Regions from separate parts of the Mus musculus genome. Here region 1 is linked to region 2. A link is a loop called in an ENCODE intact Hi-C map of the cell type or tissue named here. Cell type or tissue: heart. All regions are shown on one strand. Links, peaks and the distances in the headings refer to the core of each region. The heading gives the core; the rest is flanking DNA. Region 1 overlaps Myo18b (myosin XVIIIb). Region 2 overlaps 2900026A02Rik (RIKEN cDNA 2900026A02 gene).

Evidence for each region. Peaks named below come from ENCODE experiments on the same cell type or tissue, not always from the same donor. Only the 100,000 strongest peaks of a DNase experiment are listed, where the experiment ranks them.
Region 1: a loop joins it to region 2, with 2.0 times the contacts of the local background. A loop is called at or near these places in 8 of 42 quality-filtered maps.

What each region holds. Positions count from the first base shown.
Region 1 is chr5:112,871,531-112,881,618 of GRCm38, forward strand. Myo18b (myosin XVIIIb) reads right to left here. Exons shown (of 44, transcript NM_028901.2): 2 at 7,889-8,048; 3 at 6,455-6,613; 4 at 2,363-3,796; 5 at 1,965-2,031; 6 at 854-966; 7 at 1-67. The coding sequence starts at 7,927. Among named protein-coding and RNA genes, the nearest start is that of Myo18b, 20 kb to the right of the region's middle. In heart, for the core only: a CTCF peak has its summit at 5,687 (motif pointing right); no DNase peak of the experiment used is centred there.
Region 2 is chr5:113,163,578-113,173,665 of GRCm38, forward strand. The region is part of intron 6 of 2900026A02Rik (RIKEN cDNA 2900026A02 gene); the gene reads right to left. Among named protein-coding and RNA genes, the nearest start is that of Gm42161, 23 kb to the left of the region's middle. In heart, for the core only: a CTCF peak has its summit at 4,337 (motif pointing left); no DNase peak of the experiment used is centred there.

The DNA of each region.
Region 1 (10,088 bases), core at 4,658-7,157, 290 kb before region 2:
CGCTTGACTCGTTGACGCTGACCAGAGAAGCCAGGTCCTCAGCTTGGTCCAGCTCAGAGGGGTTGGCCTAAAGAACTCACAAAGGATCTCCTCTGGATTCCTTGGCCCCTACCCCACCAGCACCAGCACACATACACAGATATGTGCATGGACAAATGCTTGCATACACACCCTCATGCATACATGTGCCCCACACACTGCTTGGTCTTGTCATGTAAAGGGCATGTGACAAAGACCAGTGCACAAAGGGAAGTGACAGGCTCTCTCCTTGGCCTGTCTATCTCCTTTGCTTTGTCTCCACATCCTGGGTGCACTGCTCTGTGAGGCTGCTGTCTCCAAGACAGGTCAAGTAAAACCCCAAGTGTACCATGCTTGGCTTGCTGAGGGTACATGCCTCTTCACATCATCTGCTTTTTAAGTCCTGGAGAGGAACACTCGACGTGCCCTGTGACACCCAGGGGTGGAAGCCAGTGGCCAACCACCTCCTTTACCAAAGCTCACTGTGCCTTGGTCCCTTAGAGGTATGCACAGCCCCCTAAGGGAAAGGTTGATGCCCAAAATATGCACCATTGGAATCTATGCTTCAATGGCAACCTGCCCATTTAGCTGAGTTCCCTAGCTCCCAGGGTGAAAACAGAAACACGTCTATGGAAAGGTTTTCACAAAATGAAAAGTAATCTCCTGCTCAGATCAGTCAGAGCCACGGCAACAGGAGCCAGCAGGCTTGTCTTCACAAAGAGCTAAAAGATACAGTGAACGATCCCATGATGGAGCCCCATCAGCAGAGCCCTGAGTACCATGGGGGGTGGGGACAGAGAGGACAGAGCAGTGGTGGGGAGGAGGGGACACTCACCGGGTGGACCTGCTCCTCATCCACTTCGATGACAGTCCTGTCTGCATCGATGCAGAGCCGCACCCTTCCAGCAGGCGGGTCAGCTGTTCCCTCATCTGGTTTAAGCACCGTTGCTGCATGGACAGCCAGAGACAGGAGGGGAAAGAAAGGTGGGTAGGAGGGCAGGGGCAGGGAGGGGAAAGGAGAGGAGGGAATAGAAAGGGAGGGGAGGGAGAGGAGGGGAGGGGAGGGGAAGGGAGGGGAGGAGGGTTAGGAGAGAAGGGGAAGGGAGGGGAGAGAGTGAAGGGGAGAGGGGGAGAAGAGAGGGGAGGGGAAGGGAAGGGAGGGGAGGGGAAAAGGAGAAGGGAGGGGAGAGGAGGGGGAGGGAGAGAAGGAGGAGGGGAAGACAAGAGAGGGGAGGGGAGAAGAAAGGAAGAGAAGGGAGGGTAGGAAATGGGAGAAGAGGGGAAGGGAGAGGAAGGGAGGGAAGGGTAGAGTCTCTGAGACAGTCCAGGAAGCTGGAGACTGAACTTGGGACAGGCTGAAAGGTTCTATTCACATAAAGAACCTGTACTGCCACCCCTAAGCCAGTAGTTCTCTGTGGGTCATATGACCCTTTCCACTGGGGTTGCCTAAGACCATGGGAACGTTACTATTCGTAACAGTTGCAAAATCACAGTTATGAAGTTGCAATGAAAATAACTTTATGGTTGGGGGGTCACCACAACACAGGGAACGGTGTTAAAGGGTCGGGGCATTAGGAAAGTTGAGAAGCACTGCTCCAAGCCCTTTTGAGACAAAGGTTAGCACTGAGCAGGCCCCTCAGAGGGTGAAGTCCACCGACCTGTTCCACACCCCTAGGTCAGATCAGGATGATAATGGGCAAACAGTACAAATGGAACACAGAATCACTTCTCAGAACACGCCCTTCAGTCTCCACTGGCCAACAAGAATGGACTGGGGATGGGGACTCTCTGCCCCATAGCAGCTACTGGTGCCATCCTCATCTCAGCCTCTCCCCTACCTCCTTGCTTACCTCGAGAATGAAGTAAAACTGGCTGGTGGCGGGAAAGACATGAGAAACAAGTGGGACTCCCCTCCCCAAACCCCAGGCCAGCCTGAGCCCACTTACCAAGCGTGAACCCGTCCTTCTGCACCAGCCAGACTTTCTGTGCCTCGTACCATCTATCCTCATAAGCCTGGGAGCAAAAAGAAGGTCTCCTAACCAGCAAAAACCACCAGCCCAGGGTTGATGTAGGGACCCCTAACCTCTCCCGCAGGACCTTTCAAGAAGCCACCAGGGCACGGCCTGAGAATCTACACATGGTGCCGGCACAGAGAATTGTGGGTAACAAGGGACGCGGTAACCACTAAGTAGTAATAGGCGAAATCTAGCCTGGGGAGGGGCCGTGTGGGGCCTAGGGACCTAGCTCTTCGGGAGTACACTCCTGGGGAGTGCTGGGCTGTGGCTAGCCCTATGTCCACCCCGTAGCCTCCCCTATCCCATCCTTAGGGTCCACAGCCCATCACCTGGTCCGAGTCTCCACTCTGGCCCCCTCTATCCGGGTCCTGCAGGATCTGCTTCTCCTCCATAGGCCTCAGCGTAGAAAGCCTTTCCATGACGACCTCAGGAATGGACTCTACGTGACCTTCTGCCTGAGGCTTCACCACATCCACTTCTTCCTCTGTGCACACACGGGGCTCCCCGGCTCCCTGCACCCTGCTCTCTGGCTGGCCGTCCCTCTTTGCAGCCTCTGCTGATATCCCCGTTGTAGGAATCCTATCCGGGGCCTTGCAGCTTTCCTCAGGATTCTGAGTCTTCGCTGCCACCCCAGGGAGCTCTCGGGGTTTCCTTGGTGTCACCAGCTTTTTCTGAGGTCTCCCCACCTTTCCTTCCATCTTCACTGGAGCCTCCTGCTGCTGCCCCGTGGGCCCTGCTGGCTGTCCCGTGGGCCCCGCTGGCTGCCCCGTGGGCCCTGCTGGCTGTCCCGTGGGTCCCGCTGGCTGCCCCGTGGGCCCCGATGGCTGCCCCGTGGACTCTGATAGCTGTCCCGTGGGCCCTGATGGCTGCCCCGTGGGCCCTGATGGCTGCCCTGTGGGTTCTGCTAGCTGCCCACAGCTCCTGTCTACCGCTGGGCTTTGCAAGTCGCCGGTCTTCTCATCCTTACGATGTGACTCTGTTACTCTGTCCTTGCTCTGAGGACTGTCCCACTTGCTTCTCCAACCCAAGAAACCTCCCCACTTCCTTAGCGGGACTGGGGGTTCCACAGGTCTGACTTCAGCCCCTGCAACCTTGGGCTCATCCTCTTTTTCCATCTTCTTTGGGGGACCCCCTCCTTCTTTCTCTGCTGTTCCCAGTTGCTCCTTGTTTCCTGCCTCCTGAGCTTGGGACCTGGTCCCCTGCTCCTCTGTGCTCTGAGACTCACCTTCTTTTTGCCCGATGGTCTGGGGGTCCCGGCTCCCCTTTCCCTCTGTGCCCTGACATTTCCCACCCTTTGTGCTTTGGCCTGTATCTCCAACTCCCCTAGTCCTAGTCTTCTCAGGCATAGAAGGCTGGGGGGCAGAGGAAGTCCCCGTGGTCACCCCTTTCTTTGTCCCTCCAGAATCTTTGGCTGGAGCTGGGGTCTTGTCCACGGGGACATCACGAGGTTGGACCTTCTGATCTGCCTTGGCCAACTCTGGATCCAGCTTGGCCACCATCAGCAGCACATCGCCCCTCCTCACGCCCCTCTTGAAGGGCAGTGTCCTTTTGGCGGGTGTTCCTGTGGGACCTGACTCCTGAGGTCTCTCCCCACTAGTGCTGGTCACAGGTGTGGAGTCCTTGTCACCAGCCCCCGGGGGCTCCTTTCCTGGAATGTCTGCGCTGTTCTGAGTGGTGGATGAGCTGTCCTGGGAAGTCTGCTGGCTTCCAGGCTTGGGGACATTGTTGGTCTTGTTGGTTTGGTTAGTTGGAACTGCTGGGATCTAGGAAAGAGACCATAATGTGCTTAGTTGCTGCATGACTGACCAACAGCCAATCATTCCCAGTTTCACCCACACAAAGAAACCCAAGCCCTTCTGACATCCTCAGAATCTGTGCCTGACAGTGAGGTTCAGCCTAGATAGCGGCTGAGGGTCCACAGAATCAGGGGGAGGAAGGTAGACTCGGGAATCCAACAAAAGGGAGTTTAATGCCACTCTGCCTCTTTTCACTGTGTGGTGTTGGGTAACCTCCTTCTCCTCCTCTCTGAGCCAATTTCTTGACAATAACACAAGGATCATAAAGACCTGCCATGCAGGGTGGATATAAAGACTGGTGGTGGCCCAGCACACGGTCAGTCCTCAGTAGCTGCTGTAGATATATCTGTTATATTTCCATCTTGTAACTGGCTGGTTTTCTGTGTCAACTTGACACAAGCTGGAGTTATCACAGAGAAATGAACCTCCCTTAAAGAGGTACTTCCATGAGATCCAACAGTAAGGCATTTCTTCAATTAGTGGGTGGGAGGGCCCACTGTGGGTGGTGCCATCCCTAGGCTGGTAGCCTTGGGTTCCTTAAGAAAGCAGGCTGAGCAAGCCAGGGGAAACAAACCAGTAAGTAACATCCCTCCATGGCCTCTGCATCAGCTCCTGTTCCTGACCTACTTGAATCCCAGTCCTGACTTCCTTGGTGATGAACAGCAATGTGGAAAGTGTAAGCTGAGTAAACCCTTTCCTCCCCAACTTGCTTCTTGGTCGTGATGTTTGCCCAGGAATAGAAACCCTGACTAAAACACATCTCAACCCTCCAGATGAGATCATCAGTAAGGATACGCATTCCCATCTCAGTGCAGGTGTGGGGCAACTTCGGCCCATTGTCTCCTATCTTCTGTGAGCTTAGGCCCCTCCATAACAGAAGCGTGCTGTGTGGAGTTTTGCGAGCTGAGTGTGAAAAGCTCTTCTGTGATCTCAAGAGGAGGAGATGGGAGGAGGGGCACAGTTTCCACTCCAGCCGTCCAGGTTCTCAAACCGACTGCCCATCCCATACAACCTCCCAGTCATCTATCACCCATCAGCCAACTGTCCTTTTACAACTGATCAAGACACTGGTGGCCACTGATCAGGGCATTGGTGGCCACCCCAAGTCTACTGGAAGTCCATGAACACACCCTCGGTTCCTCCAAGCCTTTTCAGGGTCTGTCTGTGTCCACTCGCCTCACTCTCTGGCCACACTGGATACCTCCTAGTTCTGGCCCACCCACCCATTCCCTATGCCCTCATGTTTGTTCATGCTGGTCCTGATGGCCAGCAGGCATACCTTTTCTCCACCCCTCCTGTCCACTCTGTTTCCTATATCTCACCTGCCTGCTCTCCCAGGCAGCCCCAGAAAGAGAGCTTTACACGGCATGGCTCTGCCTCTACCTGGCCTGGTGACCTTGAGGAAAGTGTCTTGACCTCTCTGTGCTTCAGTCTCCACCTCTGAGAAGCAGGTGTGACTTCCGTCCCCATTACTGTTTTAAACAGTGCCACAATCACTAAGTGAACATTGGTGATAGACAGGAACATTTTACAGGACCACTTCCTATCCGAGATTTAAGTGTGGCCTCTGTTTATTCCTTAAGTCAGACAGGAGCAGGCACAGGGCCCAGCCACCCTGTCAGTCTCTTCAATGAGACCCAACTGCTGTCCCCACAGCTGCTTCCAGTCAGTTGTGAGTGGCTTGCTGACACAGGGAAGCCCCTGTCATTAAACAGGTGCAAGCACGTGTAGTGTAAATGGGCCAAGGAGGAGGAGGGAGCAAAGATGGAGCCAGGGTGACACTCCGGATTTAAGCCAACACCTGGTTTTTATAATCCCTGGTCCTCTCAGCCCAATTCTGCCATAACTCTCTTTGCCTCAAGAGGGCAGTATAGAGGCAGCAGGAACTGGTGCCCTGTCTGCCTAACACAGTTTTGACTGATGATGCCCATCGATACCAATCAGAAGGAATAGCAGATGAAGCAAGCATCCAAGATCTACAACCTAGCTGGGATAAAGCCTTCAGTTGTTGGATAGTGGATGTTCCAAGAGACTTGGAAGGGGCTGAGAGACTTGCAGCTGGAGGACACTGGTGTGTGGGACCACCAGCTCATGTGCCCGACCCAGAAGGATGCCAATGCTTCAACATCAGGCTCTCCGAGGAAGGGACATGCCAGCATCTTTTCCGCTTTAATGAATGAACAGAGACCAGCCAGTGGCCAGGCCTATAACCACGGCCACTCAGGAGACTGAATGGGCTGAAATAGAAGTTCCAGGCTGGCCTGGGACAAGGAACTAATTCAGAGCATGAGAGCTACTTTCAGGGCACAGCTGAGCGGAAGGCAGCTGCTGCTGTTTAGAAATTCATAGCTGAATAAGTCATGCGATTAAATGAGCTCTGTGTGGTCTCAAGGAAAGCAACCATGGGGGAGTTAAGAAAGGTAGAGCAATGTGAGACTCTCCAGATGTCGGCAATTGGAGATGGGCTTTTCAGTTTGCATAGGAGCTCAACAGAGAGAGTGGAAGAATACGGCAGGGCAGAGAGCAAAGGAGGACTGACTCAGGACAATATGAGGATATGAATGGGAAGGCGCCTGCCCCGCCCCGCCCTGCCCCATTGTGCTCTGCCCCCACAGGGCCATTCACCTCTACTTCTGGGGCTGTGAATGCTGCCGCCTTCCTCCTCCTGGCTTCTTTGGACTCTTTCTCTGTCTCTCGAACCAGCTGCTTGATGAAGCCCCCAGGGATGACAGAGAACAAGGGAGGCGGAGAGGATGGAGGGGGGCTCTTGTCTTCTTCTCGAATCTGTGTGTGGAAGCGAGGAGAGAAGTGAGAGTGAGCCTGCAGGGCCAGGGCTTCCCCCAGATGGTGTGTGATGCCCGGGTGGATCTGAGGGGAAAAGCATAAGAGAAGAGCAGAAAGGCTCTGAGGGACACCATGAGGCCGAGAGGTGTGGGGACAGAATGGACCAGTGTGGACATTAGAGGTTGTACGGGAGAGGTGGCTTCAGCCTGGAGAGTCTCCTCCTGAGAAGAACCCAAACCACCTCTCAGAGCAGCTTCTGAGATGTCAGGAGGGGTGGCTCGACACCAGGCTCCTCTGCCCTCACGCTTCTGGCCCCAAGGGGCCACTGGAGAAACCCCAGAAGAAAATGCTCTTCCCACCTAAGACAGGGATACTCCCAGGATGCACTGCACTCCAAGCTTGTCTCTGTGGTACCTCCCAGCTTCTTGAAGAAGCCTTCTGGGGACTTGAAGTAATAGATAATAATAATCAATTATTCCTGTGTGCTGGGACCACCAAGAGGCTGGGAAGACTTAACCATGGCCTATGCCACCCGTTTTCTTCGCTGTGGGTTCTGTATCCCTGGAACCAACCATGGACAAAAGTTCTTATTTTTTTTTATTTTTAAATAATAGTGTCTATACAACCAGGTGGTGGTGGCACACGTCTTTAATCCCAGCACTTGGGAGGCAGAGGCAGAGGCAGGTGGATTTCTGTGTTCGAGGCCAGGCAGGTCTGCAAAGTGAGTTCCAGGACAGCCAGGGCTATACAGAGAAACCCTGTCTCAAAAATAATAATAATAATAATAATGTCTATACAAAGGGAAGAAAAAGAATAGGAGGAAAGGAGAGGAGAAAGTAGGAGGGGAAGGTATCAGAGACCAAGGAGCCCTTAAGGAATCCTGTGGAAAAGGAAGGATAGCCAGGTTAGGTAAGAGCCATTGTCCAGGTCTCTGTAGTGACCAGAGGTAGATTCACAGAAACCCTCTAGCACTAGACCGGCAGCCAACAGTCCACCTCTGCACCCCCTCCACTCTCTCCTCCCTCCTGCCTCAGCCCTCTGTCAGGCTGCTGTGGGCTATAGATGCCACACTACCCCCATTCCCAGCCTCCTGCTAAGGGATGGGAAGGAGTCAACAGATCCAGACCAGGCAGGCACAGAGACAGAAGACCATCATCATTCCCTGCCTGAGGTACGTGTGGGTGTGTGGGTGTGAGTCAGGCCACCCAGGCCACAGCCCCTCTTGCCAGGGTAGAGTCTGGCCCTGTGACCCCAGCCCCCCAAAACACAACTTTCCTTCTGCTCCCACAGGGCAAGGCGTGACGAAATGGCCATGGTGACACAGGTAGCTGGACTCGGGCGATGACGTTGTGCTTCTGAGTGCTCCTGGCAGGCGAGGAGTGAAGCCTTACAGACACATGGAGAGCATGAGGTGAGTGGACACAAGCCAGACACACTGAATAGGAGAGAGAGAGAGAGAGAGAGAGAGAGAGAGAGAGAGAGAGAGAGAGAGAGAGAGAGACTGGTTAGCACCGGGCTCGGCTCTGCTCCCACCACATCATGAATGAAAAGATACTACTCCATCTTCTGCTAAGACCGTCATCCGTTCCCATGACAGTGGGCCAGCCATAAGGCTGCCAGTCACTGAGCAGACAGTGTGTGAGGCACTCCTCCTCTCAACCCTGTGCCCTAAGGTCACATCTCGGGAGAGACATACACGGTCTTGTGTGTGTCTCTCCAAGGCGCTTGCACAAAGACGATGCCTGCCTAAGCAGCGTGGAGATCGAGTTCCAGAAGATTCAACATGACTCAGTCCAGTGGAGATGAAGGGCATTTCAGCTGAGGAACAGGATTCCTTCCAGAAAAGGCGCTTTCTGGAAGGAATGTGCGTGTACTGGCTGGTTTTGTGTGTCATCTTGACACAAGCTGGAGTTGTCACAGAGAAAGGATCCTCCCTTGAGGAAATGCCTCCGTGAGATCCAACTGTAACGAGTTTTCTCAATTAGTGATCAATGGGGAAGGCTCTAGTCCATGGTGGGTGGAGCCATCCCTGAGCTGGTAGTGCTAGGTTGAAAGCAGGCTGAGCAAGCCAGGGGAAGCAAGCCAGTAAACAGCACACCTCCATGGCTTCTGCATCAGCTCCTGCCTCCAGGTTTCTGCCCTGCTTGAGTTCCTGCCCTGACTTCCTTCAGTGATGAACAGCAGTGTGAAAGTGTAAGCTGAATAAACCTTTTCCTTCCCAACTTGTTGTTTTGTTTTGTTTATCATGATGTTTTGTGCAGAATAGAAACCCTGACTAAGACAGTGCAGATTATCCTGACCCAAATGTGTGAAATCCATCCCAGAGAAGATGGCCATTTGTAGGACGGTGAAAGGTAGCCTGTTTCCCAGTTGAACTAAGGCTAGAAGCCCCAGTGACCCTAAAGGGATGAGGGGTGCTACGCCTGATTCCCGGGCTCCAGGCCCCTGTCACTAGCTGCAGCCCTCCATAGATTTGTGGCCATCAGTCACATAAGGGCAATGCCCCAAACCCATCCACAGGTAGAGGACATGACTTGTGGTCACATAGGCTCAAGACAGATCTCCATTTTAATGTTACCTACAGGCCTGAAGACTTAGCTAATCAGCTTTCCTTCCCAGACACTCCTTCCTGCAAAAGGTATTTAATCTCAGGCCCGCCCTGAGAAGTGAGGTACGGTTTAACTCATCCACTTTCTGCCATGATAATAAATGTCTTAAAAGCATGGACTGCCTCTTTTCACCAGGGTCCACCATGGGGAGTCATGCAGAAGGCCTTTGCCTATAGAGCCTCTGTCTAATCTCCCATAGAAGGTCTCTCTGTGCCCCAAGTCACAGCTACCAACAAAACCAAGCCAAAATCAAGTCAAGGACTCTTCCCAAGGGACCAGTCGGAGCTTTCTACCTTTCCCTTTCCCTTTCCCTTTCCCTTTCCCTTTCCCTTTCCCTTTCCCTTTCCCTTTCCCTTTCCCTTTCCCTTTCCCTTTCCCTTTCCCTTTCCCTTTCCCCCTGGCTAGATCCAGCCTGTGGGCCCCCACTCCATTCTCAGCTCTTCCTCGGATCCCAGTGGCACCAGGATGTTTGAGAGCCTGAGAACCAGATGGCCCCAGCCTCCTTGCAAGCCCAGGGACCCCTGAGCCAGCTCTGTGTACCCCCCACCTCAGACTGTGCTTCCCCACCGCGGGAGTGGTATCCCAAGGCTTCCCTACAGCCCAACATCTGCCCTGCAAAGTTGTGGGGTAAGGGCAGTCAACTTCCCTAGTACTGCCTCCCTGAGTGGCCATGCTCTCTGGCAGAGTAGACGCGGGGACCCCACAACCCTACAGTCATTTGCATCAAAATCCCAACATGATTCTACACACAGACACACACACACACACACATACACACCACCACCACCACCAACAACAACAACAACAAAACAACCACACTCTTCAGCTTTATATTGAAATCCAGGACAGCTGAAACCACCCTGAAT
Region 2 (10,088 bases), core at 3,395-5,894:
TTGGGGGGTGCAGGGTTGGAGGTACAGAGTTGAGGGCAGGGTTGGAGGGCCAGGGTTAGGGGTATGAAGGGGGCAGGGTTGGGGGATGGGAAGGGGGCAAGGATAGGGGATGAGCAGAGGGCAGGGTTGGGGGATGGGCTGGGGCAGGGTTGGGGGGTGTGCAGGGGGCAGGTTTGGGGGTGCGCAGAGGGCAGGTTTGGGGGTGTGCTGGGGGCAGTGTGGGGTTGAGATGTAAAGAATGATAGTAGGGGTGGACGTGCCAGGTGAGGGTGGGCATGGGAATGTGTGTGGATATTAACTATGAACGCATGATGCCAATGACTGTGGGTGGGCGTGTATACGCGCGCATGTGTGCCTCTGTGTGTGGGTAAGAATGTATTACACGGGAGAGGAATAGAACATGTGTCCCAGCAAACCTCCTCCCGGAGACCTTACAGGGAGGGAAGGCACAGCTGGGCACAGGCTCACAAGGCCGGGCACAGGCTCACAGGGCTGGCCTCAAGCCTGTGTGTTCCTCCCACTAGCAGCCTTGGCAAGAGCTCAGTTATCCCCATTTTACAGAAAGGGAAGCAGAGGCTCAGAGAGAGAGAGAGAGAGGCTCAAAGTGAAGGCTTATTCAGTGGGAGCCGGGATTCAAATCAAGGACGCCTACTCAGTGCCACCCTCCAGAGACCAGCCCGGCTTTCAGGCAGACCCAGGTCCTTCCGGTTCTGAGAGAGGAAAGTGATATGAGGAGATGCATTCAGGACGGAGCAGAAGCAGAGGCTGGCCCCGGCCCCCAAGGACACACTGGCTCCTTGGTGATGCATACTTTAGCCCCACTCGCCACCTGCCCAGAGAGGCACAGCAGCTAAGGGAAAACCCGCCTTGAACATGGCGGCTGGGCTTAACCGCTAGGGACACTGCAGGGCAATAATCTTCAAAGTCCCTCAGAGGCAGGGCTGAGGTTCATCTGCTCTCAGAACCCCTCACCCAGCAGGTCTGGGCCTTAGCTGCTCATCACATGGCCTTGGTTACAGCGCTGAGTCAGGTCGGGCAGTCTCAGGGACAGGCATCATAGCTGAAGGCCGGGCTCCGCCCCCTGAATGAGTGACAGAACACTGGAGGCTGGCCCTGCCTTCTGAATGATAAAAAAAAAATATATATATATATGGTCAGGCCCCACCCTCTGACTGACTGACAAAACAGTGGAGGCCGGGCCCCGCCCCTTTAATGACTGACAAAAAAGTGGAGGACGGCCTGACCCATGACTGACAGAACAGTAGAGGCTGGATTTTGATCATTGACTTGATTTACAGAACAGTGGAGGCCGGGCCCCGCCCTCTGGCTAAGGCAGGCTCCGGCCCCTGACTGACAGAACAGTTGTGGCCGGGTCCCGCCCCTTGAATGACTGGCAGAACAGTAGAGGCCAGGCCCCGCCCTCTGGCTAAGGCAGGTCACGCCCCTGACTGACTGACAGAGCAGTTGTCCGGGCCCCGCCCTCTAAGACCAGCCCCGCCCCCTAACAACTGGGCCTGGACACCCTGACTGGTTAACACAGTGGGCCCTGCTCATTCACTGAGGAGCTGCCCTGAAAACAGTTGGAAGCCCGCCCTACTCACTAACCGACCAACCACAAGTTGGAGCGCATGCCCTGCTCTCTGACTGACAGCTGTCTGACAGAACAGTGGAGGGCTGGGCCATGCTTAGTTACTGACACAAGTCCAAGGCAGTGCCTGCCCCAGCAGCTGACTGACAGACAGAGCAGGTGACGCCTGTACTCTGCGCTCAGACTGACAGACTGACTGACTGACTGACTGACTGGGCACTCTGCTAACGGGGTGAGGAGAAGCAGGGCCTTAGGGCTGACTGCTGACTAAAGGACTGACTGCCCAGAGGCCGGGCGGGCAGACAGATCCTGCTGCTGTGGGCTCCTCTAGACCAACGGCAAAGCAGAGTGGGCAGCAGGGAGAAGGGAAGAGAGACGGGAGGCGAGGCCGGGAGTGACAAGCAGAAAGAGACACAGGATATGGAATGACAGGGAGCCACATGGGCAGGAAAGAGAGGAACCCCAAAGCCACATAAGACAGATGGCCCAGCAGGGAGCCAGGGACAAGGAGAACAGGGCCCAGCTGGGGAGCTCACAGGACAGCAGGAGGCATAGGGGCGGAGCCTCAGTAGAGGGGGCGGAGCATCGATGACAGTGAAGGGCACCATGGGAGGTAGTGGTAGGGGAAGACAAGAGAAAAAAGAAACTTCCAAACTCAGACCAGGCAAGCCCAGGGTGTAGACAGAACGCACGGAAAACGGCAGATTACGATGTATTATTAGATGTATTATGTGAACGCCCTACCCCAGGGCCCTATTCGCCTCTCCCCACCGGACCCTGACGACCCCCAAAACTATGCTTCCGCCTACGATCTTGAAACTGGCGATGTCTGAAGCCAGTGGTGCAGACAGCATAGGGAACCCGACGTGGGCTCATTCTGGATCGTGGGGCCAGCCTCAGAAGGTGAAGCCATGAGGGACCCACTTCTCAGGCTTCGGAAGGGCTGAAGGGACAGCTCAACCCTTCTGTCATCTGAGGACACCCAGAGGCACCATCGTGAGGAAGAACAGGTCCTCTGTGGAGGGACGGAAGCCTCCAACTTCTTGACCTTGTGCTTTCAGCCTCCAGGAATAAATATCAGTCCCTCCCTCTAGTGCCTTGCTGTGATGGCCCAAGGTACAGTCACGGGGGCAGGGGGTGAGGCTGCACATTCATGGGAGAGTCAGGCAGACTATGGAGGGAGAGCATGACTTCAAGCCAAGAAAAGCCTGCACCCTCGAGGGGCTGGCGGGCAACAGAATGGACTCTCCCAAGCACTGTCCGGAGGCAAGGCGTCCTGTCGACACCGAGACTCACTTCCCACTCTGGCCTCCAGCGCCGGACAAGGAGACCTGTCATTTGAGTCACATGTGTGTAGTGACCCGCAGGGTCCCAGTTAACCTCTGCCTCCACCTGGCTGGCTCTGCTCATTGCCTGAGGTCCAGCTAGGGCCTTGCCACCTTGTCCCAGCCACAGTTCCTTGTCCCAAGCTCCTCATGCAACAATTGGGCATCCCTCCCTCCTAGCCTGCCAACTCCCTCTGGCTCCTCCTCCGTAGGCCCCTTCCTGGCCATGGCAGGCCCTGAACCGGTGCTCAGACATGACCCCTCACTCTAAAGCAAGCTGGATGCCTCTAAGGGACTGATGCCAGGGTCTCCAAAGGTGACCTGCATCATAGGTTACCTCTGTGCCTTTTTATTAGTGACCCTGCATGTCACTGAATTCCTGCCCTGGGTGGGCCTGGCATCCTGTTAGCTCCTGGTGTGCAGTCCCAAAGGACAGGGCTGCTGCAAAACTAGATTTGGGAACCCTGTGGGAGTCTAACACCTTGTGTTAGAAACTCTGGTGAGCTAGATCTGTCTGCGGGGCGGGGGGAGGGTTTAACTCTCCTGTGCTGTCTTAGGTCGGTCAAAGGCTTGCATCTGTGACCTACATTTCAGCCTCCACGGACACACAGACCACGTGGCCGGCCAGACCCACGAGCCACATTCCTGTGCAGAGACAGGGAGTGGGTGCTGCGGGAGGGGGGGGGGCACGGAGTCAGTATCACACCTCCCACTTCCTGCACCCCAGGCATCTGCATGTGAACCCAGGCAGCTCGCCCACTCACCACTTCCCCTGAGGCCCTACTGGATGCTGCCCCCTACTGTGTACAGGGACCCATGGGTCTAAGATGTCAGACACTTCAAGCCAAAGGCGCGGTGTCTCAAAACCTGTCAAGTCGGCAGTATTGTTCCCAAGCCCACGAGGCTCTCTCGCTGTGGGCTAACCAGAGCACCCTACCTCCTACCCAGCACACATTCCTTTTAGAAATAAAAACAGGTTTCTTCCTCTGTCTGGTAGAGAGGCATCATTGTAAACATAAATGTGGCCAGCATGCGGCATGGGTGCTCAATCCAGGATGGCCCTCAACCCAGGATGCAGCAGGGTCTCAACCCAGGATGGCCCTGACGCTGGGTACCAAGAACAGAAACCATCCCAGGGTCAAGGGCGAACACGGCAGGATGGCCCATTAGCGAGCTCCGTGGACAGAGAGAATCAACAGGGTCATGGAAAAGGAGGCCTCAGAGGCTGAGGACAAAGAGACGGGCTTTAGAAACAAAGTAGTAACTTGGGCCTGAGCGAGGGCTCAGTGAGCAAAGACACTTGATATAAAGCCTAAGGGCCCCCAGGATTTGATCCTTGGGACCCACATGGAATACAGAACTGACACCTCACAACACACACACAAAATGAATGTTAAAAATCTACTGCATTGAGCACCTCCACCCTGCCCCCTGGTGGTCGTTTCTGGTTAAGGTCAATCTCACAGAAGGCTGGGGGAACAGGGACAGAAAACTCAGTCAGAAAGCACTCACCCTACTGAGACCTGATGCTGCAGGGTACAGAGTCCTTCTGATGCCCCCCAGTCTCTGCTTTGTCCAAATCACCTCACTTCCCCATGCCTCAGTTTCTCCAAGCCTCAGTCCATCAGCTAGACCCTTGTGAGGCCTCAGCACCATGGCATGAAGGTATCAAGTCCTCTGACCTTGCATGGCACTGAATTCCTGCCCTGGCTGGGCTTGTCCCCCCTCAAAGCAGCTTCAGTCGCACAGTCCAGAGGGACAGGGCTGCAAAGCTAGAGTTAGGAATCTCAAGGTAATTGAGGGCATCTCAAGGAAGGCCTGGCATTAGGAATCCCTGCTGAGCAATAGTGAGTTGGGGGGGTCTACCCTCAGAGATCCACCCACGCACTCTGTCCCACCTAGGGACTCTGTGTAGAGATCCATGCCAGCTCAGTGTCCTGAGCCCTTTTATTAATTATAAATAAATGGGATGTTTATATAGCAGAATATTATTCAGCCATGAAAAAGGAACAAGGTACTTGTTCATGACACTTGTATGCACAAAACCGGAAGCATTCCAAGGGAAAGCCAGGCCCAAAAGTCTCTGCTGAGCTGCTAAATCCCTCTGGGTTCTGGGGTGCAGGTGAATGTGCCCAGAGAGCAGACTCATGAGAGGAAGGAGTGGAGGTGTGGCAACTGGTGGGTGTAGGTATCCCCAGGGGGTGATAACAGTTTCTAAGCCCCACTGTAGCAATGGTTTTATAGCTCTGAGCATTCAAAGTTTAGCCTGGTGGTGGGCCCCTACCAGGCTTTAACTCCAGACAGAGGCAGACAAATCTCTGTGAGTTCGAGGCCAGCCTGGTCTACAGAGCAAGCTCCAGGACAGCCAGGGCTACACAGAGAAACCCTGTCTCCAAACAAACAAACAAAAGCTGTTGAAATTTAAACAGACAAACTATACAGTTATTTTTAAAAGTCATAGCCAGGTATCATGACTCAGGCTTGTCTTTCTAGCTACTCAAGAGATTGAGACAGGAGGATGGAAGACCTGCCTGGGTTACCAAGCGAGTGCAAGATCATCCTGGGCTGGCGAATCCTCAGAGGGTAGAGAGCTTGCTGTGCAGGCGTGAGGATCCCAGTGTGGGTCCCCAGCAGCCTGTGAGAATCTTCCTGCTACACACTTGGTGATGTCCCATTTGGGACAGGACACGGGCATCAGGAGGCTGGGTAGCTCCTGAGACCTTGATAGATTGCAAGGCTCAGGTACCCCTGTGTTGGAGGAGAGCCCAGACCCACAAGGGAGGGAGACAAAACATAGACAAATATTTCTGAGATTTCGAGAACTGTAAGCAAAGTTCTCCAAATTCTTTTGGGGCATGTGCATTCATATGTGCACTGAACTCTGTGTGTGTGTGTGTGTATGTGTGTGTGTTTGCGTGTCACAAAACTTGCTCCTGAACCAGGAGTAACAAACACTTGACATCCAGTTCTCTGCCTGCCTTGATTCATGCAGACATCACTAATGGATTATAGAACCATCTCCCACGGCCTCCAAAGTCCTTAGGCATGGCCCATCATCAGGAGTTGACTTTTAGGATAAAGCTGTTTTTCCACACAGGCTGGGTGAGAAACAGGGGCTCAGACTGGAATCTTCCAGGACATTTTAAAGAACATTACCAGAACTCTGCCAAACAGTACTTGAAGGTGTGTGAGCATTAAAAAAGGCATGAGAGTATTAGCAATCAAAGGGTGGGGGACACTCAAACACTGCAGGTGGGGAGTGCAGCAACTGTAGCCACACCTTGCAATGCATGCAATTCTAATCGACAGCAATGCTATATAGCTCAGAAGCACAACAATCATGGCCCACCAAGAGGCAGGATCAGGAACTGCCCTGAACTGAAACACCCCCAAACACACATTTCCATCAGAGCAGAACACACCTCATGTGGTCACCACAGACCTCACAAACATGATGGGGTTCACTGACTGCACACCTGCGGGGCAGCCAGGCTGGGACTGGGTGTCATAAGAAGTCGTTTGCAGGGGGGAGACAGTAAGCCAGCTCCAGGTTGGACATGCTGAGTTAAACCATAATCAGTAAGGGATCTTGGGCCTCGTGGGTCGGCAATGAGAGGGAGGCGCTGGAGAGATGGTTCAGTGATTAAGGGTGCTTACTGCTCTTGCAAAGAATTAGAGTTTGGGTCCCAGCACCCGAGCCAGGTAGCTCACAACTGCACACAACTCCAGCTCAAGAGGCTTTGGCACCCTCTGCTGGCCTCTTCAGGAACGGCACTAGTGTGCACATGAAGGCCTCTAGTCTTATCTGATGCCAGACCATACCTTAGGCATTCTCCCCACACCTCAACACATCATCTGGCACGGAAGCTCCTAGGTGTGCTAGTGAGGCAGCAATCGGTGACCATCCCTCTACAATCCCTTCCTTCCTCACACCCACCAATGGCTCCAGGCTGTCTGATTAGGCAGATAGCCCACGTCGGTCATGTGATGTCACATGAACCTTTAAAAGGTGCCCACAAGCCTGGACCTCCTCCCAGTAGAGGCCTACAACCCTGTCCCTGTCCACCAGGGAGGTGTGTCAGAGTGTTCAAGGCCCTGTCAGGGCAGCTTGCCAAGCAGGGCAGGTGTGTCTGGACTCCTGAGGGCAGGTGGCAGTGGCTGGGACCCCTTCCCTCCCTGCTGCAGGCCAGGGCTCACCCGGGCTGCGTTGCTGTGCAGTGTGTGTCCTTGTGTTGGTCACCTCCCCTATCTGAGCCTCAGGTTCAGAATCTCTAAGCTGGGGTCTCCCTAGCACCTTAAGATAGAGAAAATTCCTTAGAAAAGGGCCAGGCCACAGGCTGACCAAGTGTTATGGTCAAGTGTCAAGGCTGACCTCTAGCTTCACATGCACACACACACACACAAACACACCCCTACCAAAACCACTGTGAGGACTAGTCTTGGTTGGCAAGTTGACTATATCGGGAATTAACTAAAACCCAAGTGACTAGGCACACCTGTGAGGGACTTTTCCTCAGTTAAATCATTGGAAGTAGAACACCCACTTTCTTCCCTTGGGTTTCCCGAGACAGGGTTTCTCTGTGTAGCCCTGGCTGTCCTGGAGCTCACTCTGTAGACCAGGCTGGCCTCGAAGACCAGCTGCAACATCCAGCCTCGTGGACTGAGCAGCTACTAGATGCCTGGACTTCCTGGTGGCAGACAGCCATAGTTGGACAAGCTGGACTGTAGCTTGTAAGCCATTCTAATAAATCCCATATATGGGATCTCATATAGATATGAGCAAGATTCATTTAGTAAGTTCTATATGATCCAACCTGTACTGGCTGGCTTTGTGTGTCAACTTGACACAGGCTGGAGTTATCACAGAGAAAGGAGCCTCCCTTGAGGAAATGCCTCCATGAGATCCAGCTGTAAGACATTTTCTCAATTAGTGATCAAGGGGGAAAGGCCCCTTGTGGGTGGGACCATCCCTGGGCTGGTGGTCCTGGGTTCTATAAGAAAGCAAGCTGAACAAGCCAGAGGAAGTAAGCCAGTAAGCATCACCCCTCCATGGCCTCTGCATCAGCTCCTGCCTCCAGGTTCCTGCCCTGCTTGAGTTCCTGTCCTGACTTCCTTTGGTGATGAACAGCAATGTGGAAATGTAAGCTGAATAAACCCTTTCCTCCCCAACTTGCTTCTTGGTCATAATGTTTTATATAGGAATAGAAACACTGATTAAGACATGACCCTCATCCTGCTACCAAGGATCACCCTCTCCACTTCAGCTCCAATAATCTCTCACTCAAAACTGTCATCATCACCATCATAATCAAACGAAATAAGTCCCAAGACCTTTGTTCCTGTCACCTGCCTCTGATTCTTTGACATGCTCCACCCTGAGTCACTTCCTCAAAGAAGCCCTTGCTGGCCTAACAAGAAACAGCCCCCCACATCCCTCTCCCCAGTCCCTCCTCCTCTCACACCCCTCTTCCCAGTCCCCACTCCCCCATATCCCTCTCCCTGCGCCCCCATCCCTTTCCAGAAGTCTGTGGCACTGTGGAAACCCCAGAACCCCAGTAAAGCCTTGTGACTTTACTGTTACAGGAGGGGCTGCTGGGTAAACTGTGCCCAAGGTCAGGGTCCACACTGAGTCATCTTGTTCTATAACCCCTTGGAGATCATAAACCCCGAGCAGAAGGGTGGCCACCCCTGAGGGAGGAAGCACCACAGGACCAGGCGAGGTTATTTCCCATCGTCCCAGGCCTCAGCTAAAACCCCTGAGACAGCAGACATCTTCCTTTCCCAGGAGGGCAGCTCGCAGGTGCAAACAACAGAAAGCACCTGGCCGTGCGGGTGGCACCCACAGTGTGGGCAGAGCATGTGGCCGCCTCCCTCTGCCCTGCAGGGCAGCCGGTGAGCAGTCCCATGACCAGCAGTGCTGGGTGGGGCAGTGCAGATATACCAATCAATCAGCCCTGTGGGTCCCCAGCTGGCTTAGAGTGTGACAGACAGAACAGCCATGGCCAACCCTAGCTGAGCCCCGGGTGTCTCCTGTCCTGAAGGGGCTGCAGCAGGGTGCTGGCAGGGGATTGCACACACACACACACACACACACACACACACAGAGGCACACAGGCACACACTGACAGCCCACCCAGCATAGTCCTGGGAAGGGCCCAAGTTTCAGGCAAGGCATGTGGGCCCCTGGTCTAACTATTCTTAATGCTGTGTGGCCTAAGGCAGGTGGCTGAGCCCCTCTGAACCTTAATTTTCTTTTTAGCAGGATGGAATGTGTTTGCTTGAATGGCAGGGGAGGTGGGTGGCTCTCAAGTAAGGGCAGACAAATCCCAAGGCAGGTTCAAAGCACAGAGATTGGGCGCCAGAATGTAGCTTGGCTGGCAGAGTGCTGGTCTGGCATCTATCAGGCCCTAGGACTCACAAACGGGGCATGGCCGCACACACCTGTACTCTCAACACAGGAGAAATAGTGTGTGAGGTTATCCTTGGCTACACAGAGTGCTTCAGGCCAGGGGAGTGAATGACAGCATGAAGTTATGGACAGACTGATGGCCGACATTCACCAGACAGACTAATGGACCACATTCACCAGACAGACTAACAGACAGACATTTACCAGACAGACATTTACCAGACAGACTAACAGACAGACATTCACCAGACAAATGGACAACATGCGCCAGACAGACTAACAGACATTCACCAGACTTTCCTGAGCACTTCAGGCAAGCACAGAGCCGTGACTGAATCCCTAAACTCTCCTGGAAGGCTACCCTAACCAAGTAGGGTCCTCTCTGTGGGCCTCGGTTTCCCCCTTTTATACCAAGAAGGGGGTAAGCAGGAGAGGAAGAGGAAGAGGGAGAGGGAAAGGAGAGGTGGAGATGATAGGAAGGAGCTTCCTCGGCCAAGTATTAATGAAAAGACATTTGCTCTGTTCCACAGGTGAAAATGAGTCCCCAGAGTCACTGCGTGTCCATCACAGGCTGTGGGAGGAGCCAGGAGTGGGCTGGGCACTGCTGCCCCCTAGTGGCTGCTTCCCAACCCTGCAGGCCTGAGACTGAAGAAAGCCCAGTCCTGCAGGGCTGAGTTGTCCCACAGGCCTCAGGCACGGCTCGTGGGACTCGGAGGGAGCCAGAGAGAGGAGCCAAGGGAAGTCACCCAGGGCTCCTGGGGAAAAA